Linked DNA regions of Homo sapiens: regions 1, 3 and 4 are each linked to region 2. The links are chromatin contacts, found by Hi-C or POLR2A ChIA-PET in ENCODE. All regions are on one chromosome and are shown on one strand. The core of a region is the stretch at or near the end of the contact, and the rest is flanking DNA. Distances in the headings are between cores, read along the strand shown. Region 1 holds the start of TLR6 (toll like receptor 6). Region 2 holds the start of N4BP2 (NEDD4 binding protein 2). Region 3 holds the start of APBB2 (amyloid beta precursor protein binding family B member 2). Region 4 holds the start of KLF3 (KLF transcription factor 3).

What was found. A loop is a pair of places that touch in the nucleus more often than their neighbours do. ChIA-PET counts read pairs that join two places held with the same protein, here RNA polymerase II (POLR2A). Pooled maps may share reads with other maps.
Region 1: a map of naive thymus-derived CD4-positive, alpha-beta T cell shows a loop between it and region 2 (33-fold over the local background). The contact joins the promoter of TLR6 here to the promoter of N4BP2 in region 2. A Hi-C loop is called at or near these places in 1 of 168 maps with a recorded cell type or tissue (naive thymus-derived CD4-positive, alpha-beta T cell) and 9 of 50 pooled maps. POLR2A ChIA-PET finds 5 or more read pairs at or near these places in 1 of 52 experiments (OCI-LY7).
Region 3: a loop to region 2 is called in a map of tibial artery, with 6 times the contacts of the local background. The contact joins the promoter of APBB2 here to the promoter of N4BP2 in region 2. A Hi-C loop is called at or near these places in 3 of 168 maps with a recorded cell type or tissue (prostate gland, sigmoid colon and tibial artery) and 13 of 50 pooled maps. POLR2A ChIA-PET finds 5 or more read pairs at or near these places in 1 of 52 experiments (GM12878).
Region 4: a map of dorsolateral prefrontal cortex shows a loop between it and region 2 (6-fold over the local background). The contact joins the promoter of KLF3 here to the promoter of N4BP2 in region 2. A Hi-C loop is called at or near these places in 2 of 168 maps with a recorded cell type or tissue (dorsolateral prefrontal cortex and endothelial cell of umbilical vein) and 11 of 50 pooled maps. POLR2A ChIA-PET finds 5 or more read pairs at or near these places in 2 of 52 experiments (activated CD8-positive, alpha-beta T cell and activated T-cell).

The regions. Positions count from the first base shown.
Region 1 is chr4:38,855,018-38,861,339 of GRCh38, forward strand. It overlaps TLR6 (toll like receptor 6), which reads right to left and starts at 1,800. Exons shown (of 2, transcript NM_006068.5): 1 at 1,744-1,800. RefSeq lists an enhancer at 2,249-3,448.
Region 2 is chr4:40,055,600-40,059,760 of GRCh38, forward strand. It overlaps N4BP2 (NEDD4 binding protein 2), which reads left to right and starts at 1,251. Exons shown (of 18, transcript NM_018177.6): 1 at 1,251-1,431. It also overlaps the pseudogene LOC344967. RefSeq lists silencers at 463-672, 1,013-1,472, 1,523-1,872 and enhancers at 2,063-2,112, 2,213-2,312.
Region 3 is chr4:41,212,909-41,219,117 of GRCh38, forward strand. APBB2 (amyloid beta precursor protein binding family B member 2) reads right to left here and starts at 1,634. Exons shown (of 18, transcript NM_004307.2): 1 at 1,497-1,634. RefSeq lists enhancers at 1-6, 3,574-4,388, 3,696-3,945 and silencers at 1,009-1,318, 1,729-1,898, 3,516-3,565.
Region 4 is chr4:38,658,663-38,665,468 of GRCh38, forward strand. KLF3 (KLF transcription factor 3) reads left to right here and starts at 5,537. Exons shown (of 6, transcript NM_016531.6): 1 at 5,537-5,799. It overlaps KLF3-AS1 (KLF3 antisense RNA 1), which reads right to left and starts at 6,231. Exons shown (of 16, transcript NR_171644.1): 1 at 6,132-6,231. RefSeq lists an enhancer at 3,405-3,726, silencers at 4,438-4,957, 4,988-5,257, 5,268-5,867, 5,928-6,277 and a promoter at 4,997-5,799.

The DNA.
Region 1 (6,322 bases), core at 550-3,049, 1.2 Mb before region 2:
GCTAACGGTGAAACCCCGTCTCTACTAAAAAAAAATACAAAAAAATTAGCCGGGCGTGGTGGCGGGCGCCTGTAGTCCCAGCTACTCGGGAGGCTGAGGCAGGAGAATGGCGTGAACCCGGGAGGCGGAGCTTGCAGTGAGCCGAGATCGTGCCGCTGCACTCCAGCCTGGGCGACAGAGCAAGACTCCGTCTCAAAAAAAAAAAAAAAAAATTATATATGTAGTAAGACTCTAATTTTGCAAAATATGATTAAAACCTGACATATACGTAAAAGCTAGAGGACAAACAATGTGATGAAATATACCAAATACTAATAATAGTGGTTCTCTGAATCTCTGAATTATAGATGAATTTAATTTTCTTTCTTATACTTTCAGATATCCCTAAAATGTCTCATTTTGAATGTCCTTTATAATCCAAAAAAGTTATCGTAAGGCAATTTAAGAGTTGTCTTTATAGCTGTGTGAAAATATTTTATATTTAAAGAAACGTGCTTGTTTTATTTGGAATATTAAAATATAAAGATGGAGAACTTTCAGATAATAGTAGATAACTGGCATTCACAGATGAGGACCTACCCTACAGGTCCCCGGCAACCAGACCCACGGTGTCTGGGTTCATGGGACTGAAAATCAGTCACCAGGTGGAAAAGCTGGTCAGCTGTCCTTATGGTATCCTGCCACAAAAACGCAATATTCCTCCAGAGGCGTTCATACCCTGAGGCAGTTCCTAGGGAATACACTAAATGAACAAGATAGTAACTTTTCTATTTATTGGGAAAAAAGGAGGGAAAAATGGGAAGATGAGAGTGGAAGATTAGAGAGTTCACAGTTTTTTAAAGAAAGTAAAAATAAACAGGTAAATGCTCTTGATTTTTTAAATGCATCAAATAAAAAGGGTGAGGAAATAGATGAAATAAGCTACATTTCAGAAAAAAAGGGTAGACAAGACCTATGAAAATTAAAACTACAAGGAAGAAGAGAGCAGAAAAAAAATTAAGTGAAATAAGTGGAGGAAAGATCACATAATCAAGTTAACAAATAGGCAAGAAAAACATTGTTTCATTTGTCAAACTGAAGGTGGAAGGACCTGGAGGAAGGCAATTGCTACACTGTGCCAGATTCAAGCTTGTGAAGGGGCTTGGTCCCGGCCACTTCCTCCATTTAATAAATGTTTATTCAGAGTCTATTTTTCTGCCAGTGCCATGCTACGCACTAGGCACCAGGGATATAAATATGAATAGGACTGACATAATTCCTGCTTTCAAAAAGCTTATGAATTAGGGACAGACACAGACCAGCAAACTGTTACAGTGACAAACGACAAGGGAGATCAAACACACGTCTGCTGTAAAAACATATAATAAATAGGTGCCATATCAGTGGTATATAAAAATTACTGTTAAATGTTACTGAAAACAATAAACTAGAGAAAGACGAAAAGAGAAAATTCGCTGGGCCAAATCAGAAGAAATAAATAACATTAGTTTTGTTCCTTAATTATCACCACAAGCGCTAGTTGTTTTCTATCTTTTCAAGACAGCTGTAAAGACGCTGCTCTTCATCCTGCTCGTGAAATTCAAAGGACATTTGCAACATCTACAAAAAAAACCACTTCAAATCATTTTGCAAAAATTTCAAGGAAACATTACCTATTTCCTATATAATGAATGGTTAGCAAACTTGCTTACTTGAAGCACCTGTGCCATAATGTGAAAAAGCCACAGAAGTCTTTCTACTTACCAAGATCTCTTTTTCAGAAGAAGAGAAAATAACTTGTAAATGAACGGAAATACAATTGAAAATGCTTGACAAACACAAGTTCTTAAAGTTGAGTAAAGCGGTACCTTAGAAACAGATTGGTGCCATCTGTTGGCCCACACTGGAATTACTCCTACGTATATTTTTACCTTTCAAAGGTCCGGAGGTGAGTTAGCAGTTTTTTCTGGGCTACAGACAAAACCAGTAATCCAATTTTCTAATTCGTGTGAGGAAGCAACTTACAAACAATTCAATGTGAAGAAAAATATTTTTCTAAGGTAATATTTCTCTGTAAGAGTTTGCAGCCTGGTTATTACATTTGTCACCTGAGTGGAAAGTTATTTTAAACAGCCTGTTTTCTATTATCACCATATTTAACATTTCAAGAATAATTGCAGTTTCCCTTATCAAGCAATTTTGAGCATTATTTTAGCTGGATGAGATAGTTTAAAATAAAATAAGTATAGTTCCACAATTTGGGTTTTTTTTTAAAAATCAACTTCTAAGGAAAGTTTACTGGTTGATACATATTTATGACTACATATTTAGCCATATGTACGAGCAATCATACCCACATTCTGATCAACATTTGGTGTTATTAAATGGTTTAGATTTTAATTTAGGAATAATAAATAACACTGAAATCCTGCAAGACTAATTTAAAAATCAATTTTCTAAAGACCATTTAGAAGAATTTCAGAATGACATCAACAAAGGCTGATTACCAGAAGTCTCTGGTTAAACAGAGACTTCTGGTGGACAGTAAACCCTTTTCCCCAGACTTCTTGCTTAACTGAGTTCTGCAAAGGACAGAAGGCATGAGTGAAACAATCATTCTATAATTTATCTCACTGTCTGGCACAATCTCATCTTTATTAAAAAAAAAACAACAACAAGTTAAGACCTTACAATTTGGCTAATGACAAAGTTGGACATCTCCGTAAGAATCACTTCTGCTTTCAGGAGGAAGAGAAAGGCTGGCTTCTTGTGATTCATCCTTACTCATCAAACATAACAGGAAGTCTCCTCAGGCCTGGGGAGGCTCAGTAAGGAGTGGATGGATCTCTGCTCCACTGGCAAAAGGAGACAGCCAGAAAGCAGCAGGTATCTGTGACCCTGGAAAACCAGATTTGTGAAACAAGCCAAGGGAAAGGGCTGGCTGTGGCTCTGAGGGAATTTCAAGTAACCGTGGACTAAAGTCTTAAGAAAACAGACAACTATCACTGCAGATCTGGGCACATTGACATGTCTCATTAGGAGATTGCATCACAACACCAATGTTCAGAAACAAGGAGACTATTCTTGTCGAGGCTGTCATAACTCAGAAACGTCTGTAAGGGGATGACAAAAACACAAAAATCAAGTAATAGCGAAGATGGCAATGACAGTTAAGCAAACAAAGAAACAGACAGTACTGGGCCGAACCTCCACTTGGCCACTTACTGTGAGGCTTGGGACAAGTCCCTTAACCTCCATTTATTCATCCACAAAATGGGAGTACTTTTAGGAAAGATAATGAATTTAAAGTGGCTGGAATAGTGACTGACACAGAAGAGAAGTCATAATAGTAAGGAGTTTGGTGCAAATCATATAGTTTTTTTGTATGCTGAGGGGTAAAGATTTCAGGATATACTATGAAGTGAAGAAAATCAAGGTGCAGGCTGGGCACGATGTCTCATGCCTGTAATCCCAGCACTTCGGGAGGCCGAGGTGGGTAGATCACCAGAGGTCAGGAGTTCGAGACCGGCTTGGCTAACATGGCGAAACCCTGTCTCTACTAAAAATACAAACATTAGCTGGGTATGGTGGCAGGCAACTGTACTCCCAGCTACTCGGGAGGCTGAAGCAGGAGAATCATTGGAACCCAGGAGGCAGAGGTAGCAGAGAGCTGAGATTGTGCCACTGCACTTCAGCCTGGGCAACAGAGTGAGACTCTGGCTCAAAAGAAAAAAGAAAGAAAGAAAGAGAGAGAGAGAGAGGGAGAGAGAGAGAGAGAGGGAGAGAGAGAGAGAGGGAGAGAGAGAGAGAGAGAGAGGGAGAGAGAGAGAGAGAGGAAGAAAGAAAGAAAGAAAGAAAGAAAGAAAGAAAGAAAGAAAGAAAGAAAGAAAGAGAGAAAGAAAGAAAGAAAAGAAAGAAAGAAAATTAAGGTGCAGAACTGTAAGAAGAGTATGACATCAATTGTATAAAATCTAGCCATTTACACAGGTTATCTTCTTGCCAGGCATTGCTGTGACTACTTTCCAAGTATTAACTCATTAAGGTGCTGTGAGATAAGTACTGTCACGTCATCTCCACTTAGCGCAGCTGGGTAATCGTTCCAGCTTGCACTGCTGGTCAGTGGTGGGGGTGGGATTCGAACCCAGGCAGTTTGGCCCCAGTGCCTATGCACTTAAGCATCATACTATGCTGCCTTAGAAGACACCCTGTGTCCTCATAAGACACACAGAGAAGAGAGATACAGAGAAGCAGAGCATTTGCAAACAGAGGCAGAGACTGGGGTATTGCAGTCACAATGCAAGGGATGTCTGGAGCCACCAGAGGCTGGAGAGAGCATCACCCTATGAACAGCTTGATTTTGAACTTCTAGCCTCCAGAACTCTGAGAGAATGAATTTTTGTTGTTTTAAGCCACACAGTCTGTGGTGATTTGTCATGGTAGCCACAGGAAACTTAATACAAGGGTCTACATACATATGTTGATAGAGGCATATGAATCTTTTTTTCTCAAAAGATACATAAGAAATGTTCACCTTTGAGCAGAAGAACTAAGAGAAATAGATTATTGGCCTTTTTTTTTTTTTTTTTGAGACAGGGTCTCGCTCTGTTGCCCAGGGTGGAGTGCAGTGGCGTGATCACAGCTCACTGCAGCCTTGACTTTCCCCACTCAGGCGATTCTCCCACCTCAGCCTCCCAAGGATCTGAGACCACAGGCATCCACCACCATGCATGGCTAATTTTTATATTTTTTTGCAGAGACAGGGTTTTGCCATGTCGCTCAGGCTGGTCTGGAATTCCTGGGCTCAAACAATCCGCCCACCTCAGCCTCCCAAAGTGCTGGAATTACAGGATTGAGCCACCCCGCCCGGCCTCTTCACCATTTTATGCTTTTTGTCCTATTTGAATTCTTCACTATATATAGATATGTATATATGTCTTAATTTTTAAAAAATAGTGTCACACTGGGTTAAGTATTATAAACATAATCTGAGGCCACCCAATACACTGTCCCAATACAGACACAGGCAAAACATTATTTTGATGACTTTTACTTGTTAAAAAATGTTGTCTTTCTCCAGATAATAAATAAATAAATAAATAAATATTAGTGTCTACCAACAGCTTTAAAGTAAGTTTTGTGACAATTATCAATATCATAAGATACACATACGACAGAGATAAGATTGATAATTTTGGCTGGGCGCAGTGGCTCACACTTGTAATCTCAGCACTTTGGGAGGCTGAGGCAGGCAGATCACCTGAGGTCAGGAGTTCAAAACCAGCCTGGGCAACATGGTGAAACCCTGTCTCTACTAAAAATACAAAAATTAGCTGGATGTGGTGGCTGGCGCCTGTAGTCCCAGCTACTCAGGAGCCTGAGGCACGAGAATCACTTGAACCCAGGAGGCGGAGGTTGCTGTGAGCTGAGATCGTGCCACTGCACTCAAGCCTGGGCAACAGAGCGAGACTCTGTCTCAAAAAAAAAAATGCTAATTTATATATTAAGTATTGATAGTAAACCTAAACTTCTCTGCTGAATTAAAAAAAAAAAAAAAAGACAAGCCGCAGACTGGGAGAAGGTATCTGCAACTTGTATAATCACAAAAGTGTTAATATACAAAATATATAAAGATTTCCTACAAATCAATTTTAAAATGACTAACAACCCCAATGCGGGGAAATGAGCAAAGGAGATCAACAGATGGATAACAGAAAAGGAAACAGAAATAGCTCAAACACATGGAAAGGTATGCATCCTCATTAGAACATGGGAAAATACAAATTAACACAACCAGGAGACACTATTGTACACCCCTAAGGTGGACAAAATTTAAAACATCTAGTAATACAAATGGTGGCCAGAACATGAAGAAACAGGAGCTCACATACATGTCCAGAGATGCTGATGTAAGTGGTCTGGGAGGGGCCGGGCATACGTTTTATTTTGAAAGCTCTTCAGGTGAGTCCATTTCATTGTAACCCCATGAAAATCAGGGGACTGAGACCTACACGCTGGCCTGAGCACAGCGCCCTCTAGTGGTCTATATCTTCTTGGGTGCACCCTTCACACACCAGAGCCTGGGAGGTGGTGCAGGTGTTCTTGACTCTCACTGCTACTTCCAGATCACTTTCCTTCCTCCAAACCCACCCCTTCTCATTGCAGTCATCTAGTGAGCCCCATCACTTCATCAAGTATTCTAGCAGTACTCACTATTTCAATCCGATACCACCCCTTTCATAATTCTAGTGATTTCCATAGCTACATAGAGACTCTTCCATTCACCTGGCCTCTGAGTTCTTGGACATTCTCTCTTCTAATAATCTTGTCCTGCACCCTACCTCAG
Region 2 (4,161 bases), core at 1-2,500:
CACTTTGTCATGAGGTTATTTCGCTTCTCTATTCTGGGAAAAACCACTGCAAGTGGAATGAAAAGTAACCGCAAAGGGAGGGGACGGAGGAAGTAAAAAACAGGCAAAACCACCACCACTACCATCACCACCACCACCACCAACCAGAAAGCAAAGGTGAAAAATTTGCGTACCCTGAAAACACTAAACATTTCACATCAGAACCCAGAACAAATAAACCAGGGAAAGCAGAGTTGAGAGAAAAAAAATGGTGCAGGCTTGGGGACGGACTCATACTACAGCGGTCGCAAGAGGGAAGAGCACGTCTTTGCTTTTTCTTGGCATCCGAAAACTCAAGCTCGAACTGGGGGCAAAGGCCAGCGGCTGCGGTTCCACCGGCTAAGGCGCACACATTCCCCGAGCTCAGACCGCACGCTGGCAGGGCCGATGGGGCTGGGCAGCCTCCCTCCACCCCGTGGCAGTCGCCTACCCCTTTGTCTCCCCGTGGGGCTCCGAGGCCGCGCGCCCGGAAGCCCCCCGCGGGAGGGCCGCGCGCGAGAAGGCGGGTTCCCGTGCCCGCCGCAGCGGCCACGGCCCTAGTCAGGCAATGCCGAGGCCGGTCGCTCGCCTCGCCGTCCCTCCCAACTTGCAGCCTGGACCCCGCGCGCGTCAGGGCTCGTCCCAGCTCTGCTTTCCTTTCTCCCCTCACCTCGCGAGGCCGACCTTGTGTTTGTTTTGTTTTTTGGGGCTCGGGAGAGTGCCGAGGGCTAGAAACAGCTGTGGTTTACCGCGCCGCTTATTTTGGCAAAAATTCCGGGCCTGTTGCAATGTTCCCCAGCGCCAAACAGCTCCCGCCTTCCCCCCAAGCAGAACCCGACACTCGAAGAAGGGCTTGCTCCTCCAGGGACCCCCTGATAAGAAAAGTGGGGACCACGGCCCGCTCTCGGGCGAGACTTGGGGGGTGGGCGACCGGAAGCAGCCGAACCGGCCGGGCAGGGCTTGCTCTCCAACGGGAGAGCGGGAGCGGGAGAGGTGGGAGCGCCCGCGGGCTCAAGTCCCCCGGGCCGCCGCGCCGAGGCGGAGCTCGGGGACGAAGCAGAGGTCGTGGCGGACAGCCGGCGGGCTTGGGGGGGGGCGGTGGGCGGCGATCCACCTGGGCGACGTGGCAGCCATTGCCGGCGCCTCGAGACCCCTCCCCACCCGGCCGCCCACCCGCCCTCTCGCGGCGGGCTTCTGCGCGGCTGCTCTTCCCCGGCCGGACGGAGAGCGGCAGTGTCTCCCCGCCGGGCGCGCTCGCCGTGTCTCCCCCGCGGCCGCAGCTGCTTGCTAGCCTTGCGCGGCGCGGGAGAGCGCAGTGGCGCCGGCGGGAAAGGGCTGCGGACCTGCGGCGCCGCGTTGTGCGTTCGACGACGCGGCACCGGCTTCGACGCCCTCTGCCCGCTCCAGAAGCAGGTAAAGGCGGCGGGTGGGAGGCAGGGAGGCGGGTCCAAGGTGAGGGCCCTGGAGGTTAGGGGTCCCGGGGCTCCGAGCCGAAGCGGAGGGCCTGAAGCAGCGGCGGGCGGCGCGGCGAATGAACCCCCAAGCCCTGAATGTGGGGCCCGGCGCGGGCCGCCTCCGATCTGACCCGCGGGCCCGGCTGCCCGGACGGAAGGGAAGTGAGGCGTCGGCGAGAGGCGGGCCCTGGCGCTCAGCCCGAGGCCGGGCGAAGGCGGGGGCCGCGGCCGCTTCCTTGGCCTCCGAGTGCCTGGCGGGCCTCCAGGCCCCAGACACACCCCTCTCGACCCCCCGAGGTTTCCTCCCAGATCTGTTCCCGCCGGGACCTGACCTTGCGCCCCTCCAGGCGCCTTAGGTGTTTGCCAGGCGGAGCCTTCTGGGAACTTCAGGCCACCTTCCTGAGCACATAGTCCTAGCAGAGCCGTTTATTTACTCAGTTCAAGTCCAGACACACAGCCACTCACACGTTCGGATTTTGGAGACTGCGGGGAGACTTTCCCCTCCCCGGCATTTGTGTGTCTTTGGCCCTCGTCCCGCCTCCCCTGCCCCCATCTGCAACTTTGTCCCTCAATGGGACCCTTCTAGAGCCCCTCTCTCATCGGGACTCTCTCTAAGCCGTCCGTTTGGAAATTCATCCTCAATAGAGTGAGTCATCTTAGCGGGGGCACAGTTTATCTCTCATGCGCTTTTGGTTAAAATAGTTTTTTTTTTCCCTCCGAAAGAGAGCTAGAGTAATAGAATGTAGATGACAGGTCAGTGTCAGTGTTGGCTTCAAAGGCTCTTCCTTTCGGCGGCAGTCTTTGTAACTAGGATCTGATATTTGTGGCACGGACAGGTTTGTACACATTCTCGCCATGCAGTGGTTGTAATGTCTCCATGGCACAGTTCTGGCTTGAAGGCAGGATTGGCTGCTTTTTCTACTCGACATCTTTGAGCCAATCAGCAAGGGCTGCTTGCCTGGAGACTGGTTAACTCAGTAAAGGTGGCCATTGGTTGAGCTCCTAGAAGAAAATCCTGGAGATGAACCTAGCCTCTCAGAAAACAATGACTGATTTGCAGCTGTATTAAAAAAATGTTTTCTTTTAATCCCAACATCAGCCTTTTCACTCCGTTTTTATTACTTCCAGTGTTTTTCTTTCAAACACCAGCTGTCTTTTGTAACTCGTTTTAACTCTCATCCTTTAATTTTAACTAAAAGACGCGCTTTAGGAAATGTAAACATCGTGTGTTCTGTGTTTTGATAAACGTGGTTCCATCTGCCTTTCTAACATTGTTTACTGCTAAAGGTCAGAAATAAACAGTTTTGAGTTTCGCTGCCAGGACCTTTTATTATTTAAGTGCCGTGCTAGGATGGGGGGTAGGAGCGAGGGGCTGTAGTGGTGGACATGGTGGGAAGAATAGGAAATAAATGGCTGCTCTTTTGCAAGGAGGCTACAATTTAGTTAATGAAAAAAGACTAACCTGTAAAACAATAAAGAATAAAGCAGTTGAAATCAGCACGCAGTACGTACGAATGCCAGTTTGTGTACTTGTTGACTTTAGTTAATTTGAAGGGGAGATAGAAGTACTGTATTTCATAGAAAAAGTGGGCTTAAGTTATGGTAGAGGCATGTTTTTTCCTTCATTAAAGTATATTAAAGTAGGCATAGTATCTTGTATGTACACAGTAGAAGCTAAATATTATCACTAGTTGCATGTTTTTTTTTTAGTATTTATTTTAAATCTAAATACTGTTACATAGTTGCATCTTATTTATTTATTTTTTTGAGACAAGGTCTGGCCGTATCGCCAAGGCTGGAGTGCAGTGGCACTATCTCAGCTCACTGCAACGTCTGCCTCCTGGGCTCAAGCCATCCTCCCACCTCGTCCCCTAGAGTAGCTGGGACTAGAGGCGAAAGCCACTACGCCCGGCTAATTTTTGTATTTTTTGTAGAGAGGAGGTTTCGCCATGTTGCCCAGGCTGGTCTCAAACCCCTGAGCTCAAGCAATCCAACTGCCTCCGCCTCCCAAAGTGCTGGGATTACAGGAGTGACCACCACGCCCGCCCGGCCGTTTTAAAACGCTGATTATTTTCCTTTTAAAATCTCCCTTTTCATCATGATTAGCCATGATTATGCATGTTTTTTGATATGCAAAGCAGCAACCATTTATTAGTTAATGAATTTCAGAAAAATAGCTATCTACCTTCTTTGCTTTCCTTTCAGCTTTTTATATGCAAAATCATATTGTAAGTCTTGGGAAGAATCAGTTGTCTATTAAATGCCTTTAGAAGTAGTTTATGTTAGGAATTTAAGAAGAGATTGAGCATTTTTTATGTATGTATGTATGTATGTATTTTGAGACAGAGCCTCACTCTGTCGCCCAGGCTGGAGTGCAGTGGCGCTATCTTGTCTCAGCCTCTGGAGTAGCTGGGATTACAGGTGCTCAACACCACACCTGGCTAACTTCTGTATTTTTAGTAGGGATGGGTTTTTGTCATGTTGGTGAGGCTGGTCTGTAACTCCTGGCCTCAAGTGATCCGCCCGCTTTGGCCTCCCAAAGTGCTAGGATTACAGACATGAGCCACCCCGCCTGGCCTTAGATTGAACACTTTTTTGATACCTACCTTGCCTGATAATGAGTAAGCATACATCAAGCCATGTATCATTATCAACCTCATTGCCCTCGTCCTCATAGTAATGAAGTGGC
Region 3 (6,209 bases), core at 384-2,883, 1.2 Mb after region 2:
AACAAATATTGCTTACAAGCTACAAGTTGAAAACGAGAAGGTTGCTACCTAAGTTCATGAAGAAATCCCCTTTCAAGGATTCCATCTGTTCCTAAAAGGCCAGCCACACAAATTCTAATACTCTGCATTATTATGGCCATTTGGGGACAAGATTTTAAATCTGAAACCATGACAAGAAAAAAAAAAAAAGCAAGATTTAAGAGAGTAAACTCCAGAAACAACAGATCAAACTGCCATTGTGTTTGTTTTTTTTAAATCAGTGAAATATTAAAACAAATGATAAACCCATGCCAACCTCACAAAGTTTCCTCATTCCTTGGAATTCAAACACCACCGATGGCATCATTTTATGATAATCCTTTGGGTATTTCACGTAAGTAATTAGACACAATGTAAAGCCAGTGACTGAGGGACTTAAACAAACTGTCCCCTCCGAGAGCCCAGTTGGAGCTTCCGACACTGACCTTATTCTCCTCTCAATTTTAACCCTCCTCAACCACTCAATCCATCCAAAAACGTCTGTGACAGTCGTGGCTCTAAAACCGCGCAGAACTTGACTACAGAACGGTCGGTGACAACTCCACATATGATTTATCCAAATTAATTTATTTTTTTGAATTCTAGTCCCATGCTCCCTCGGCTGTTTGCCCCGAACCCGTAGTCTACACCACTTCACCGACGTGAAGACCACCTTTCATTGTTTCTATGGGTCTCAGCATCCTTCCCTCCGTCCAGCTCTGTTCTCGCCGCACAAATGTCATTTCTAGCGTACCACCCTCCATTCCGCCCGGTGGGCAGCGCAGGGGCTTTCGGGTCCCAGTGGCCAGTTTCCTGGAGTCGGTCCCCTATGCACAGCCATTTTCTAGTTAAACGCTCTCTCTGCCACCGAGGGGGAAAAGGAACTTTTCCCCCCTTTCATGTCTCATGGGCTGGCCTCTGAACCCCTCGTGGAGAAGCCAACCCCGGCTCCAACTCCCCGGCAGGAGCGCGCTGCCGCCCAGGAGAGACAGCCGAGCGGCACAGCGGAGGCCGGTGCCAGGACAAGGGGGTGTGCGCTCTTCCCGCAGGCGCCCACCCTCACTTTTCCCCTCTGCAGTCCCCACCCGGGCGCACCGCCTCCAACCCGGTCTCCCCCGCCCCAGGCCCTGCCAAGCCGGGGCTGCTGAGGGAAAGAGGGCGCCGGGAAGCGGGAGGGATGGAAGTCAAGGAGAGTGAGCCCGCAGTCGCCGTGCCACTGGCCCTGCGGCGCGGGCGCAGGGCGCACGGGACTCCGCAGCAGGCGCCCCGCTGCAGATGCCGCGGCAGCTGCTGCAGGTGTGGCTGCGGCTGAGCGGGCAGCAGTGGCCGCGGAGCCCCGGGGCCGGGAGCAGAGGAGAAGCCGCCGGGGGAACCCGCAGCCGCTCGCCGCACGCTGCTGCCGCTACCCGGGTGTTTCCCCAGCACTCTCGTGCTGCCCCGGAATCCGGGGCAAAGGCAAGGAAGAAAGCTGGGCTCACCAGTGGTGCGCGCGGCGCTCGCCTCGGCTCCGGCGCCCAGCGGCTCTGCTCCAGTCTCGCCCTTCCCGGAGCGCCCAGATCAGATGCGGTTACAGCGCACTAGCTTCCTACTTGAGACCAGAACGGGCTCCGGCAACTGAGCATGCTCAGTGCCGTTCCGCGAGTCCCGCGCAGGGAGCGGCGCTGACGAGATTCCACTTCTCCAGGCTTTGGCAGCGGCTGCGCGAGGGAAGGCTGGAGGGACCCGGCGGGGAGGGGGCCGAATGGGAGAAAGGCGGGGCCGGGGGGTGGGGGCCGGGCAGAAGGAGGCGGGCCGCGCTCCCAGGGCGACCCCTGCAGGTGGAGGCGGCAGGGCCTGCGGGAGGCACCCTCCCCAATCGCCTGGGAACACGCAGGGAGGCAATGGGTCCCCCAGTAAGACCCAAAGGCAGGACGTGCAGTGCAGCCCGGGTATCCCCTCCGTGTGGCTGGTGTCTGTCTGCACCAAAAGGCAGTTGGGTTACCTTAGCCCTGGCTTTTCTCCCACACGCCAGCATTCCCTTGCAATAGGAAAATGTCCCCACAGGAGAGCTGCCCACACCCACCCAGGCTAACTGCAAGTTGTAGGCGACACCTTCTCCTTCCTTCTACCTCCTATCCCCACCCCCAGGCATATGCCGCACACACACTCTTCTTTGATCCGGAAATCACAAGATAATATCAGGGGAGAGATACAACTGCCGGAGAGGAAAAGGAGGTTTTCCTTTCCATTGCCAATAATATTATCTATAACTCTAATTGTAAGCGTGCAAACAAAGCCCTGATAAGAGTCGAGTCTCAGTAAACGGTAAACCGTGCTCTGCCCCAGACGCTGTGAATGACATCCCCAAAGTATCCTTAGGATTGCTCTTCACCAGGGCAGCGGTTGTCAAACTGGAGCCTGGATCAGAATCGCCTGGAGGGTTTGCTGAAGTACAAATCCCTGAGTCCCAATCTGTGTCTCTGAATGGGTAGATATGTGGTGGGGCCCAAGCATCTGTATATCTAACAAGTTCCCATGGGATGCTGATGCTGCTGGTGTGAGGACTATACACTTTAGAGAACCCTACCCATACACACACACACACACAGTCCTACCAAGGATCTCGAATTAAAAACTCACGTGATTCTTCCTATGAGGACTCTATGCAGTGGGGTGGGCATTACTTTATTCTTTCCTACATGAGTTTATTAAGGATCCACGAGGTCTTGTACTAGGCCTGAGGATAGTGGTGAATTTAAAAGCCCAGGCCCCTGCTTTCATGGAATTTATAGTCCGGCCGGGTGACAGACACCTATCAAATAATCACTCAAAACGGTTATTTCAAACAGGTAGAGTGCTGGGAGGGAAATGCACAAGGTGCGAATAGAGTGTATAGAGGGACCCTCATGCAGACTCAGTGAGGTTGTTACGAAGGGATGGGAGGGGGGCTGCCTTGTGGAAGGTGGTTTCTGACTTTTGCACTCCAATAACCTCTCCAATTAACAATTATCTCCCTCAGACCGAGCTGGAGGCCAGCAATCATGTCCCTCCTTCCTACAACATAAAAACAATACTGTCACAGAGAAATCCCTATAAATTCATGAAAAGTGTTTACTCTTGGGACTGAGTCTCTGCACCCCAAGATCCACCTAACACGTCCGTGGACCAAGGACAGTCGAGGGCCACAGTAGACCTCTTGGGGAAAATACAGGCTCTCTGAACTGGAGAGCCTGTGGTTCTTAGTCTGTGATCTTCAAGGCCAAAGAGGCAAGGAAACCAGCCCAAGACCACCATTCCCGTCAGGAGCGGAGATCGACCAGCCTCCAACCTTGCAGACGGGTCCTCTTTCCAAGGCACTCTATTCCCGGACCTCACAGCTCCCCTCAGATCCCCGGAACCCGGCCTGGCCACCCCGCTCTCTCTCGGGGGTCCGGGGTAGGTGAGCGGAGCCTGCCCCTCCCAGGTCGGTCTCTTCCCGACGGAGAGGAAAACCCGCGGTGGAGTCCGCGGCGGCGGGGGGGGGGGGGGGGGGGGGGGCGGGGCGGCGCGCGCAGGCGCAGAGGCCGCCAGGTTGGGCCGAGGAGGCGCCCTGCTCCACACCTGATGCAATCAGCCTTCCGGAAACGGGTCCCGCTGCCGCGCTCACCCAGGAAACACTTCCGCGCCCTCCTCTGGCCGCTGAGCTCCCGGGGACGGGTTCCCAAACTCCCCCGGCCCGACTTCGCCACGGGCGGTGTTCTGCGCCCCGTCGGGGATACGCCGGAGAAGTCGGGAAGTCACTGCCTGGGCACACAAAATCCCTGAAATGCCCTGACAGTGACGTCGAAACGGCCACCAAGCGTTGCGCAGCTGCAGGAGGAAATTCCCTTAATTATGAATTTACAGAGGGGACTGATCGGGGCCGGAGGGAAGGCTTTGACCCTTCCCTTGCTTCCTTCCTTCGTCCGCCTCCCAACACATTGTCTCTCTCACTGAAAGGAACGTTTAACAGCAGTTTTAAGGCAGTATGGAGAGGAATCTCCATGCCCTCTGTCTTGCTAAATATGTAACAGCACTTTAGCTTTGCTACATAAAGCTTTCCCACCGCGCGCTCATTTTATAAATACGTAATTGGTTTCTGCATACCTCATCATTTCAGTTTACAAAGAAAATCATTTCTCGTTTCACCACTTCATGCAATTTTTATATCTATTGTGAGTGGGTTTTTTTCTTCATGCTGACTCACCCATTAATTGTTTTCCAAGGAAATGAAATATCCAAGAATATTCCAAGAGCATGTTTTTTAAAGCATGGAAGTAAACGCTGTGAACAGTAGATAAAACTGACCTCTCTTAAGTCCCTTAAGGCCAAAGGTCCTCCTAGGGAGTTGGGGGAAGGAGGCAGATCCAAGGAATTTTATTTGGAAGGATACCTCAAGACCATTCTAGAATCAAATCAAGATCAACTCTTAGACTTTACAGATGACATTTACCTCTCTGTGGCCCAGAGAAATAAATGACTTCTTTATTTAGACAAACCAAAGGCAGAACTGGCACTTGAAGCCAGATTTCTCAAAATTCCAATCTAATGGGGAAAAAAAAATGTTTTTTGCACAAACACCGTAGGGAGTGCAATACTATATTACAATGCAGTTTTACAATCCAAAGATTACAAAATACAAAATAGGTGACAACAAAAGGGATCCTATTACTTGTTCCTGTGACGTCATTAGTCTTTAAATAGTCCATGATCAACAAATATCCAGCCACTTCTAAGTGGCATTGAATAGCCAGAGTCTAGGAATTAAATATTTCAATTAAACAGGTATGAGTCAGGTGCAGTGGCCCAAGCCTGTAGTACCAGCTACTGGGGAGGCTGAGGCAAGAGGGTACATGAGGCTGGACGTTCAAAGTTGCAGTAGGATCTTGCCTGTGAATAGCCACTGCACTCCAGCCTGAGCCACACAGCAAGACCTCATCTCAAAACAAAACAAAAAAAACAGTATAACTACAAAACATCAAGAAATCTTCTGTGCCAACATTAAGAACTTCTAGTATTATTATTTGATTGTGTGGTATATGTGCAACGGTTTGAGCTTAAACCAAGGGAATTTTAATGATCACAACAAAATATCACGGTCATGATTTTCTTCTGTAATGATTTTAAATACTTTAACAATTTAGTAATCAAAGTGAAATAAAAAACAACTCAAAACTCATGCCTGCAATAAGATAAAATCTAATTCTTCAAAACTCTGTCTACCTTCTTATCTTGAGGAATGAATTTCTTTTTGGAATGTTCTGACAGAGATCTGGAGGAACACCTTCTATTGAAGCAAAAATAGAGTTGAGTAAATGTCAAAATGCAGAGGTACAAAATACACACTGTCACACGGTACTAGTTTTAGAATAGCTAACTCTTACTGACTATTTAGCATGTGCCAGATACTGGCTAAGCATTTTCCATAGGTTATTTAACTCAATCCTCACAACTACCCTATAAATGAAGCACTATTATTATCCCTATTTTATGGATAGGGAAAGTGAGGCTTGCAAATGTGAAGCAGCTAACTCAAGGCACAAAATATTCATTGGCAGAACTGGGATTTGAACCCAGGCAGTTTTCCTGGAGCTTGAGCTCTTAAATAATACTATGTATGGAAAAATGTAAATACAGAGAAAATGACTATAATGATTCTCAGATAAGAAAGGAGAGGGAGTATTGTACTTACTCTCCTAAAGATAAAACATAGTAAAATAAGTTTGTAGTCCACACTAGGAAAAAACCTTTTGCTAGCTAATAAATTATGGTCCCCAAATATAGGACCAATATTACCCAGAGGTATGAGGCAGATGATCAAATATCGAGTGATTTTTCAGGGGTACCAGCAAGGCCTCTTCTCTGATGAACCCTCTACGCCTGACTGGTTTCTCTAGTCCTAAACCATCCAATATGGCAGTCACTAGCCACATATGCTTATTTAATCTGAAATCACTTAAAATCAGTTAGAATTAACTCTTCGGTTCCTCTTTCATACTAGCCACATTTCAAGTGCTCAGTAGCATATGGCCTAATGACTACTGTATTGGATAATGTAAGTAAAAAGCATTTGCATCACTGCAAAAAATTGTATTCAACAGTGCTGCTCTGGGCCTTAATGTCATTAGGGCAATCCTTTAATCTCTCTTCATACTGCACTATTCCTGGGAGGACCATGTTTCCATGGTCTACCT
Region 4 (6,806 bases), core at 4,287-6,786, 1.4 Mb before region 2:
CTTGGATTGCACTGTCCTGCCAAACACAATCCAAGACAACTGTCCACCTGCACTAGAAATGCTGAGAGCTTCTGGAGGTGGGAGTGGATCATACATCCAGTCTGATCTTCACCAGAACTCATGGTCACCTAACTCAACCTCGGTATTTCCTGGCAATTCTAAATTAGATGGATGGATAGATAATAAAGGTGGAAACTTGCAGAGATGATGCAGAGAATCTCCACACCTTTTGTAATGTTTTAGAGATGGATAATTCTTAGACTAGCATTTCTAATTTTACTTCAAATCATATAGCTTTGTTTTCCTTTAAGGTAAATGTATCTGTGCTGCTCGTAAATTCACAAGCACATGACACTTTTCTGCCTTGGTAGCTTTGTCTGTCATCACACGAGGAGGAGAAATGCCCTGGGAAGAAATAGAAAAGCTCTAAAGTAGATTGGAAAAGAAATAAGAAATCTCAAGAAAATGTATTTGTGTAGCAGGAAGAGACTGCCTGAGATGGGATATACTGTGATGTAAGTCACAAAAGAGAAAGTGGAGGTTTGCAGTGGCTTGTGTCCACTAGCCCCTGAATCCATTTCAACATGGTGTTATTGTCCTGGGGTAGCTTAGCTGTCATACATTAATTAACAAATACTTATGGAACACCTTCTACTTCTATTTGTCAGACACTGTTCTAGAAGCTTGAGAAAAAGTGAATAAAACAATGTCCCTGCTCTCACAGAGCTCACATCCTAATAAGAAAAAAAGGTAGCAAATAAACAAAAAAAGAAAGGGGGTTTTTAGTTAACGATATACAAAAAAAGAAAAGAAAATAGGACAATGACTAAACAATGAATGGGCATATTAGTCCATTTCGTGTTGCTGTAAAGGAAACACCTGAGGCTGGGTAACTTATAAAGAAAACACATTTATTTGGCTCACTGTTCTGCTGGTTGGAAGGCTCCTTCCTTGCATGGCAGAAGGTGAAGGGGAGCCAGTGTGTGCAGAGATCACAGGGCAAGAGAGAAACAAGAGAGCCAGGAGGGAAGTGCCAGGCTCGGTTGTTTTTTTTTTGAGACAGAGTTTTGCCCTTGTTGCCCAGGCAGAAGTGCAACAGTGCAGTCTCAGCTCACTGCAACCTCCGCCTCCCAGGTTCAATCGATTCTTCTGCCTCAGCCTCCCAAGTAGCTGGGATTACAGGCGCCCACCACCACACCTGGCTTCTATCTTTTTTTGTATTTGTAGTAGAGATGGGGTTTCATCACGCTGGCCAGGCTGGTCTCAAACTCCTAACCTCAGGTGATCTGCCCACCTCGGCCTCCCAAAGTGCTGAGATTACAGGCGTGAGCCACCAGGCCTAGCCCAGGCTCTTTTCAAGAATCAGCTTTCTCCGAAACTAACATAGGAAGTGTTCACTTATTCCCCATCCTCAGGGAGAGTGTTCATCTATCCATGAAGGATCCACTCCCATGACCCGAACACCTCCCATCAGGCCCCATCTCCAACGCTGAGGATCAAATTTTGACACGAGATTTGGAAAGGACAAATATCTGAACCATAGCAAAGAGGAAGGGGGGTATGTTTTAAATTGTGTGGTCAAGGAAGTCATTCCTGAGGAGGCAACATTTGAGCTGAAAACAGAATGACTTGAAAAAAAAAAAAACTATCCACATGGAAACGGAAACGTTGGCTTTCTCTCACGAATACAAGATGGCTACTACAGCTTCAAGCATCACATCCTCACCTAACAGCTTCCAAAGCAGGTCTGGGGATTTCCTTGTATCAGGAAAAAAACCCCAGCACACTTCCCTTCATGTCCCACTTGCTAGAACTAGGTTGCATACCTACCCTCCAACCAGTCACTGGCAAAAGACACTGGGATTGGCTGGGAGTAACCAGGGTTCCTCTGCTGGGACCAGGCATGGGTATCCTCCACTGAGGATAGGCTTCCCACACCTAAACCAGACTGGCCTGCTGTCAGCAAGGAAAAAGCGCAAAGCAGCTACCACAAAGATCACACTTGAGATTGTCATGTAGGATTTACTGAACACCTGACCATGTTCCAGGCACTGTGCTAGTGTTAGGAATTTTAAAAAGACCCAGGCATCGCTTTTACTATCTCACTCTGTTGCTTAAAAGCACTCAGGGGGGGTAACTCCCTCTTCCCTCCTCTTCACCATTTCAAAGCCCCTGGACTGATGGAGGTATAGTTCACTGCCACTTGCCTCCCTATAGCCCCCACTCACCTCTTCAGCTCAGAATGACTCCTCCCTCCTCGCAACTCATAAACCACATTTATTCCTTTGACAAATATTCATTGAACATCTGGGCCCTGGGAATACATTTTTGCTGAAAAGACAAGGTCCCTGCCCTCATAGAGTTTCCAGTCTAGTGCCACAGAGAGATCATTAAATAGCCAACTACAAGAACGGAAAGTGTTACAAGAGGGGAAATAGGAGGATCCACTCCCATGACCCAAACATCTCCCATCACGCCCCACTAGATGTTACCAGAGCACCTCAACTTGTCCAAAGGTGCAGTGAGAGAATACATATTTGGAGAAAATGTCATTTAAGTCAAGACTGAAACGATGTATAGAATTTAGGGAAATGGGAGTAGAGGTCAGGTTGAGAAGACAAGGCTTTTCTACCTAGAAAAATGAGCATGTGCAAAGGGCCAGAGGTGGGAAGAGAGAGTTGGAAGAAAGGAACGGAAAGAAGTTCAGCGTTGCTGGAAAAGAGTAGGAAGAGAGAAGAGGAAGAAGTGTCTGTAATGACAGGCAGAGGCCAGGCCAGCAGGGGTGGAAAGCTTAGGACTTCATCCTATGGGAAGCCATTGAAGGGACTGACACGATCAGGCTTGCATTTTGGAAAGGGCACTCTTACTCCCGTGCTCCAATGCCTTTTTCATGCTTCAGCCCATACTACAAACAGGATGACAGGATGACCAACAAGACATGGTGGCAACAGGCTGGGCCAGCATAGTGGCCAGAGAGTGGGTAGTGACCAAGGAGGTCCAGGACTCAGTGAAACATGGGCTATGCCCTGCTAGCGAGAAGAAAGGCTTAGGTGCTTCTGTTGGGGTTTTGTTTTTTTTTTGTTTTGTTTTGGTTTTTTTTTTTTTTTTGACAGAGTCTCACTCTGTTCAGTGGTGACATGATCTCAGCTCACTACAACCTCCACCTCTTGAATTCAAGCAATCACCCTGTCTCAGCCTCCCTACATAGCTAGGATTACAGGCGTGCGCCGCCATGCCTAATTTTTGTAATTTCCGTAGAGACGATGTTTCGCCAACTTGGCCAGACTGGTCTCGAACTCCTGGCCTCAAGTGATCCACCCAACTCGGCCTCCCAAAGTGCTGGGATTACAGGCGTGAGCGACCGCGCCCCACCCTGTTGGGCACTTTGAAGAATGATGGTGTCCTTCACTGAGCTACCCAGCACTAGATAGATTCATTTCCGACAAGTTGCATTTGAGCAGCTTCCCACAGGGCACCGAACACAGTGTTCACTAATTAACTGTTTAAAATGGCTTTTCTTCTCCTTTGCCGCCTGCCCCTTCCATATCAAAACCACTCCCTTCTTATCTTGGGTCACACTTTTCTCCGACAGGCCTATTTCGCTCTTCCCCTTTGCGTCCACACCCACATGAACAAGGTAAAAAACATGGTTTATGTGCTTCAAGTTCTCGTCACTGTGTCCCTGGAGAAAAAAACGTACTTTTTTGAGCACCTACTATGAGCCAGTTTCACCAGCCATTCCTAGCACGGTGTTCCGCTAATGCAAACCTTAAGGCAGCCAATCAGCCATTTAATGATGTCAGTGATCAATAAATGGCAATTAGTAATTGACACGAATCCAACTCTTTTTTTTTCTGGAATGTCTTTTATTCATTATGAAGAAAAAAAAAACTCACACCCTTTACATTTTAAAGATGAAGCTTATGGGACAGCACGACGTCCCATGAGCCGGCGTCGGTTCTGGGTATCCTCCACGTGGCCTTTCCTGGACTTGCGTTATTTAAAATATGCGATTTCACTACTTGAGGTTACCGAGTACTAATTTTACAATACTGTGTAGCTACATGAAGCGGCTCGAAATATACTATTATCACTCCGTTTTAAGCAGCACGATGTCTGGATGAAGCATCAAAGCGAGATGGGTCAACTTAAAGGGCCTTTAAAACATCTTGAAGCAATAATAAGCCATACACTGAAGCAGGGGCGGTTTTAAACATTACACAGAACTTAAAACAATCGAACGAATTCGTCCTTTGTTCTTTTTATTACATTAATTATTACATTAATACTGTTTAAAAAGAAACTCAAAAGGCATTAAACTTAGGTACCAATCTACACAAAGTCCTCGAAGGGGCCTGGCTTGGACCGAACGCGCTTTTGTGCCGCCCCGCTCGCTCGCAGCACCCTGAAGGCCACTGAGCTTAGGGCGCTAGGTCCCTAGAAGCGACTTGAAATGAGGGGGTCGCCAGGCCAGGCCCTCGCTCTGCAGGGGAGGATCCGACCAAAGTTTGCCAAGTTTCCAGGCAAGCCCAACTGCGCAAATGCCGCTTTTTAGCTCCAGCGGCAGGCCTGGCCCGTGGGAGTTTTGCCCCAGGGGTCTCCGGGCCTTCAAAGAAAAGTCCCACGAGGTGGGGGGCGCCGCCTGGGCCGCCGGCCAGGGGGACCCGTCGCCCCAGGGCACAAAGAAAGAGCGCGCCTACAGGGTGTCCCCTGACCCCGGCGACTCGGGGCCAGGGAGGCTCGGCGCGCCCCAGCGGCCGCTCTTCCCCTCCCGAACCCGCCCGGCCCACTCGCTCCTGCACCGCGGCCGCCTCGGCTCGGCTTTTCTCTTGCAGTGAGCTGAGTGCGCTCAGCCGAGGAGGGGCCGCGCCGCGCCGCGCCGGCCGCGGGGCCCAGCCCTTCCCGCCGCGCCCGGGGCCGCCCTTCCCGCTGGAGCCGGCTGATCGATGGCCCTGGCAGCCCGCGCCCCCCGCCTCGGCTCGCCCGCGAGCCCGGCTGTGTGTTTTGGAAGCAGCGCAGCGGGCCGCAGCCGTGTGACGCCCGGAGCGGGCAGCGCCGCCCTTCCTTCCCCCCGGGCTCGGGCGGCGGCGCGGCGGCTGGGCCGGGCGGGAGGGCTGGCGGGGCGCGGACTCCGGGGAGGAGGGCGCGGGGAGGGGACGCGGGCGGGGACGCGGGCGGGGGGCGGAGGCCGCGCCGCGCACGCCCAGCCCCACGGCCGCGCCGCGCCTCGTGGGACAGGTTGGGCCGGCGGGGCGGCGCCCGGCTCCGGGGAATAATGAGTGTCTGTCAGGCCGTCCCCGGGTGACTGGGCGGGGCGGGGCGGAGGCGGCGCGGGAGGCGGGGGTGGCGGGGGAAGGGCGCAGGGCGGGGTGCGTGTTTGCGCGAGTGACTCGGCCGACCCCTCCGGCGGCTGCCTCCACCCAAGTGGGTGGGGACCCGCCCAGCCCGGGCGGCCGCGGCGGCTCCCTCTCCCCTCCCTGACCCTCCCACCCCGGGTCCCAGCCTCTACTTACCCCGCCAGCCCCGGGAGGCTCGCAGAGCGAGCGGCGCCGGCGTCATGTGACTGCCCGGAGTTGGTGCCAGGAGCCAGAGGGGAGCCAGGAGCGGAGCCGCGCGGAGCCGGGGCCCGAGCCGGAGCGCAGCGAGAGCGCCCGCCGCACGCGCGCCCGTCCCCGTCCCCTGCGGCCGCCAACGCCGCCCGGACTGGAGCCCTGACATTGCTGCGCTCGGGGGGCTCCAGGCAGCCCGTATCGGGGCCTTTATTTCTCGTCGGCGGCGCCCTGCACCGCGCCTCGCAAAGTAAGTCCCGTCTCCCTCACCTCTGCTCCGCACCCTGGTCCCTGCCGCCCCCCTCCTCGGCCAGTCTGGTTTCATTTTTTCTCCTGGAGGGGGCCGCGGGGAATGGGTCGGGGGTGCAGCGCTGGTGTTGGGGGGGGCGCCTGCGGGCTTGGGAAAGTGTGGCGGCTACACTTAGCCGGGGTGGGGGCGGAGAGCAAGCAAGGAGGAGGGGGTCACGGGTTCGCGGTGAAAAGTGAGGGGTTGAGGCGAGGCACCGTGCGGACCCCGGGTGCGGGGGAGCGGGGCTGGCAGCGCCCGCCGCCGTCCCGGGCAGGGCGCGGGCGGGGGCTCACCTGTGTGGTCCCCGGCCTCCTCCCGCCCGCTCACGATTCCCTCCAAAGCCCCAGAAATCTCCGTGCTCTCCGCGTGTGGCAACGTTGTTTGGAGAAAGGTAGCGCCGCGGCCGCGCGCTCCTGCTCCTCCCCCTCCCGGTGCCCCCCCACCACCACCACAACCCAGGCTCCCGCGTCCTTCCCCTCCCCTCCCTCCGCCCGCGCCCCCCGCCGCCCCCCTCCCAGGACACGGCGCGCGGCCGCTCGCCCGCCACAGCAAACTTGGAGCAGTCTCCCGGCCCTCTGGAAAGAAACTTAGGGCAATTGGGATTGGAGGCAGCATCCCATTCTCGGTTCTGGAGCCCAGGAGCTGCCAGGGCGTCTGGATCCTCCGGGGCAGGAGAAATGAGCTGGTCGGGTTTGGAGAGTCTTCCTGGGGGCATGGAGAGAACCTGCCGCAGTGCCTGGAGCAAGGATTGCAGCGTGGCTGAAGGCGGAAGACGCCTTAGGCAACTGCCTGCAGCCGAGCCTGATGGGGACCCAGGGACAGATCCCTGGATCAGGACCCATGGGACCTACCTAACATTTCCAAGTGGCTTTCTTAGAGATGGCAGATGAGATCTGGAATTGTCATATTCATTTTTTTGGGCAGATAGCTACTGACAAGGAGAAGCACTTTTCTGGTTTAAATTTTAT